Regions from separate parts of the Mus musculus genome. Here region 2 is linked to region 1. The links are chromatin loops, found by intact Hi-C in ENCODE. Cell type or tissue: heart. All regions are shown on one strand. Region 1 overlaps Duoxa2 (dual oxidase maturation factor 2). Region 2 overlaps Sord (sorbitol dehydrogenase).

Region 1 (2,500 bases):
GAATTCACGTCCCAGCTATAGGAGGGGGGAGGCCGAGGGGCTGGGAGGGGAGGCTCAGGACCCAGCTCTCCCGGGGTGGGGGTTGGGGACGGTTCCTCTACACCGCCAGCAGTCCTGGTCAGGGAACTCCCGCTCATGGAGCGCTGCCTTGGTCCCTCGCAGGGTGGCATTCTGCTTCTGGATCATCGCCAATGCGCTGCTCTCCATGCCCGCCCCACTCTACGGAGGCCTGGCTTTGCTCACCACCGGTGCCTTCACGCTCTTCGGTGTCTTCGCCTTCGCCTCGATTTCCAGCGTGCCGCTCTGCCACTTCCGCCTGGGCTCCGCCGTCCTCACGCCTTACTACGGCGCCTCCTTTTGGCTCACGCTGGCCACCGGTGAGTACCGACGGATGCTTACCTGGTGGTGACCGGGGTGTGTATGGGATGGACGCTCTCCGGTTTAGAGAATGGGTTCTCTTATTTAATATGTTCGTCTCCGTAGCAGGCAGAAGGTGGGCCGACACTGTTATTTTACGGTTGAGAAGAGCTAGCTCAGAAGGGTTCAGTATCTTGCCCGGGTTTGCATGAAAACTCGTGCATCGTGAAATACATGTCAGTTCTTTCTGAGGGTTGTGCGTGTAGGAAATTCCAGGGATGGGCTCCAAATCCTGGCAATGAGAGCCTGCATCCCTGAGTCCCTCTGTCTTTCCTCCCTCCGGTGCAGGCATCCTGAGCCTCCTCCTCGGAGGGGCGGTGGTGATTCTCCACTATACTCGGCCCAGCGCCCTTCGCTCCTTTCTGGATCTAAGTGTCAAAGACTGTAGCAACCAGGCTAAAGGAAACTCACCTCTCACCCTCAACAACCCGCAACACGAACAGTTGAAGAGTCCAGACTTAAATATTACCACTCTCCTGTGAAAATAACTGACTCCGGATTTCTACCCCTCTTTGGGACCCCATAGACCTGAAGACTGTGTTAAGAGCGCGTGCCAGGAGCATAGCTTAGTCTGGAGAACTGCTTGTCCCTGCGGGACGACAAGGGGGCACCCCATGTGCCTTTGCTCTAGAGAATGGATTTCTCAGGAGAACTGTAAATAAACTTTTTTGTTTCTTTTTTTTTCTTCAAAATTCCCATGCCCATCAATTTCCTTGGCTTCTCTTGGCCATTTGGAGCTACAACCTTGAGAAACTCCTCTAGGCTAGTAAGAGCCTAGTACTGTATGTACATTCAGGTGCTGAGAAGCCTGAGAAACACAGTAGGGCTCTGGGGGAGGTGCGCCCTCTAGTGAGATCTGAGAGGAACTGGCAGGCATCTCCTCCAACGGGTGGTGGGTTACGTTCTACCCAAATCTCTACTAGCCACACTGAATGTATTGGGGAAGATTAGGATTTTGGCGTTCATTCGCAAATTCTTTCAGGTTGTCTTCTTTTATGTTTGTATTTGAGAGCTAAGAGAGAGGTCAACAAGGCATAAAAATATAAATCCTGGGGTCTGGAGAGATGGTTCAGTGGTAGAACACTAGCTGCCCTTTCAGGTATTGGTATTGAGGTCTTTGTACCCACATGGCCAGTTCCTGTAACTCCAGTTCCAGGGCATGTCTGCAATGCCCCCTCCTGGCCTCTGCAGGCACTGCGTGCAAGTGGTTCACAGACATACAATCAGGCAAAGTACTTATACACATTATACCTACCCTGGGACTTTTTTTTAAACAGTTTTTTTTTCCTCTCGAGTTCTATAAGCTTACGTAGCATATTTCGGGACTAAAGGTCAAAAAGAGTGTGGCACATAGCCTGTTAATGTTAAAACTGGAACACGATGTTTGTTCTCCAGCTAATGTGGACCCAGAGGTCACAAAAGCTGTGAAAATTGGAAAAAGAAAGAAAGGGGCTCAGACCCCCCAAAGGCAAGAGATGGATGCTGAGGATGCCCAATGTATTTGTTATGAGTGGAAGGTTGGCACCTTGACGAGGCAAAGCTTTCAAGAAGGTTGATGCTGTGCAGACATAGCCACCCCTGTGCTGTCACCACGACAACGGTTTCTGGGCATGTCTGACATCTCTTCAGAGCCTTAGCACTTTTGTTCATTTATTTTTTTGCATTAGTAGGCTGTGTATATTATTCTGTTACATCAACAAGTTGGATACATATTACAACTGAACATGATACAACTGAAACCCACTTCCTGGACAGTTCTGCTGGTTTTGTGGGGCTCCAATAATGTCTGGAGGCAGTCTGGAAACTCAGTGGCTACCAGGAGAAGAGCTTTACAGGGAACAGTCGGACTCTTTGGGGTGTTCCTCCTTAAAACATGTCTCAGAGGAAGCCACTGACATGGGAATGTCCTGGGTCTCAGGACTCTCAGCTATGGACCGGTAGTGGGGGCTCAAGAGTCCTCCTTCTTCAGAGCCCCACTCCAGCACTGGGTCCTCTGAACTCTGGTTGAAGAAAGCCTTCAGTCTGTGAGGCTGCATCCTGTGGGCCACTGCCATGACCAGGCCAAGCAGAATACACAGCAGTC
Region 2 (2,500 bases), 58 kb before region 1:
AGAGAGAGAGAGAGAGAGAGAGAGAGAGATATGCATGGGTGCATCCATGCATGCATGGGTACATTGGTCTGCCTGCCTGTTCTCACCATTTTTAGGCATCCATTCTACCCCTGAGCACAGCCCTCAGAACCCTGAGAGATGAGGAGATGAGGAAAGCTTAGGAAAGCATGTAGGAAATCTGAGATGGAAAAGGAGATTAGGTAAACAGGGCGGCCAACCACCACCACCTTTTGGTGTTCAGTGGTCTGTGGTAGCCTGGTAAAGCCGGGGCTGGGGACCCACACTGGTTCTTAGTATTTACAAGGTTAAGGCTTATTTGTTTTGAGACAATATTGCTGTCTACTTCAAGCTATCTTAAGATACTAGATCTTTCTGCCTCAGCTTCCTTAAAACTGGGGCTATAGGTATATGCTTACCAGCTGTGAGAACTTTTTTTTTTTTAGGTATAAACAGGGCAGTTCATATTTGTGTGTATGTGTGTGCATATGTGTCCCTGCAGTGGCCAGAAAGTGTTGGATCCTTTGGAGCTGGAGCTATAGGCATTTGTAAACAGCCTAACATGGATGCCAGAACCTGAACTCTGGTCCTGTGCAAGATCATCAAGCAGTTTCAACTGCTGAGCTGGCTCTCCAGTTACCAAGGGTTGATCTTAATAAGGTCTTGTGCCCAGTGGCATGCCCCCTGCAGAGAGAGGGAGGCAGAACTGAGCCACAGTTGAGTGAAGTCACCAAGAGGTAGGGAGAGGTTGTTGAGGACTCTAGCTCTGTTGCTTGCCTTGTATACACAAAGCCTTGGGCTCTTTCTCCAGCACCACAAAAATTTGGTGTCGTGGCACTCAGCTGTATCACCAGCATTTGGGAGGAGGGACAGCTTAAAGGTCACCTCTAGAGAGAGTGTGGGGAGAGAGGGGAGGGAAATGGTGGAAAGAATGAAGTGTTCAATGTCCTCTGCCACGCAACAGTAAACAGACTATCAGCATAGCACCCTCTGGTGTCCAGAAGAGTCACTGCACCTTTGTGTGTGATTCGGCAAGGGCAGCTTGCCCTGGCTGGAAGCAGAGATAGGAAGAATGTGGAGACATAAGTGCCTGGGGTTTGTCTGCTGAGACCATTAGTACGGAGGGTGGGTGAGGTTCCAAGTTAGAAACAAAACTGGTTCATTAGATTGCACCTTAGTTGAAGTTAAAATTGTATCTGCTATAACAGAAACATAAGTTTACATAACAATCTAGGGTGTTAGTTAATATCAAACATGGGACCTGAGACTTCTTTGAGAAAGATTTGGTGATAGCGGTTCTAAGGTGGTGATTTCTTTAAAAATGGATTTTTTTTCCTTCTTTAAATTACTGTGAAGGAAAAAACAAAAACAAAAACAAACAAACAAACAAGCAAAAAAACCTAACCACTCCCCCAAAGCAAAATGAAAAGTGCCTCAATTACTTTGAATGTTTTTTTCCCCCTCACCCAAGTCGGTGCCTCCTTCCTGGTCTCCAGTAGTGGTCATCCTCTGCTTAGCCCCTGCAGCTGCAGGGCAGGTTGTAACTATCTCAATTCTTCATTCTTAGGCTGTGGAGCCTCGGAAGCTGAAGTGATGGTGCCGGTAGAGCACCTAGCATGGGATAACCCAATGGACGCCATAGCTCTGTGCCTCTCAGCATTAGCACGTGAACTGGGTTTTCCCCTCTGGAGAAGTTTAATTAGCCCTGAACTTTTCCCCACAAGAGAGTCTGCTGGTCTGAAGTGAAAGCGTTTAGACCTTACGTGGACGCCTTTGGGGAAGGCTGCAGGCTTGGTTTGCAGCCAGGCACTGGATCTGCTGTTGAGCATGATAGTGTTGAGGCGGGTTTAGCCTAGCTGCTGTCAGTATGCATTGATGCTGTGAGGCTGCCTAGAGCAAGTGGCTTGAGCCAGGCCTGGGGCACGGGCTTTCTTTTTAAAACATATTTATTCACTCTGTGTGTGTGTGTGTGTGTGTGTGTGTGTGTGTGTGTGTGTGTGTGTATCTGAGAGAGAGAGAGAGAGAGAGAGAGAGAGAGAGAGAGAGAGAGAGAGAGAGAAGAAACATGGTATGTGGAGGACAACTTGTGAGTTGGCTCTCATCTTCTAGCATGTGGGTTCCAGGCATCAAACTCAGGTAATCAGGCTTGTCCCAAAGCCCCCCTTAACCTGCCAAACCATCTCACTGGCCAGGAAAGCTTTAATCAGAGACCCATCAGGGCACTCTGTATGGGGTCCACCTAGCAATCGCCTTACATGATTGACAGAAGAAAGGTCATTTCCTCAGGACTGCACCAGGTACAGTGGAAACTGGTATAGATGTCAGGTACAGCTGGGCTGAGCCCTGGTTAATCCTCTCTGTCTGGTGGCAGGATCTTGACCAAGTTTCCTACCACCCTAGCCTCAGGTTTCTTTCTCATCTGTAAGCTCTGGGCTGTGTAAGGCAGAGTTGGAAGTTTGATCTGGCCTACAGTAGCCATGGTAAACAATTTGTGTTGCCTTCT

What was found. Hi-C counts contacts between places; a loop is a spot of excess contacts. Peaks named below come from ENCODE experiments on the same cell type or tissue, not always from the same donor. Only the 100,000 strongest peaks of a DNase experiment are listed, where the experiment ranks them.
Region 2: a loop joins it to region 1, with 2.2 times the contacts of the local background. A loop is called at or near these places in 5 of 42 quality-filtered maps.

The regions. Positions count from the first base shown.
Region 1 is chr2:122,301,499-122,303,998 of GRCm38, forward strand. Duoxa2 (dual oxidase maturation factor 2) reads left to right here. Exons shown (of 6, transcript NM_025777.2): 5 at 163-377; 6 at 706-1,387. The coding sequence ends at 899. It overlaps Duoxa1 (dual oxidase maturation factor 1), which reads right to left. Exons shown (of 10, transcript NM_001305262.1): 10 at 2,051-2,500. The coding sequence ends at 2,247. Among named protein-coding and RNA genes, the nearest start is that of Duoxa2, 3.8 kb to the left of the region's middle. In heart, CTCF peaks have their summits at 1,291 (motif pointing left) and 1,570 (motif pointing left); no DNase peak of the experiment used is centred here; H3K4me3 peaks cover 805 bases; H3K27me3 peaks cover 2,400 bases.
Region 2 is chr2:122,243,058-122,245,557 of GRCm38, forward strand. All of the region lies in intron 1 of Sord (sorbitol dehydrogenase), which reads left to right. Among named protein-coding and RNA genes, the nearest start is that of Sord, 9.5 kb to the left of the region's middle. In heart, a CTCF peak has its summit at 993 (motif pointing left); a DNase peak (open chromatin) is centred at 974; H3K27ac peaks cover 400 bases.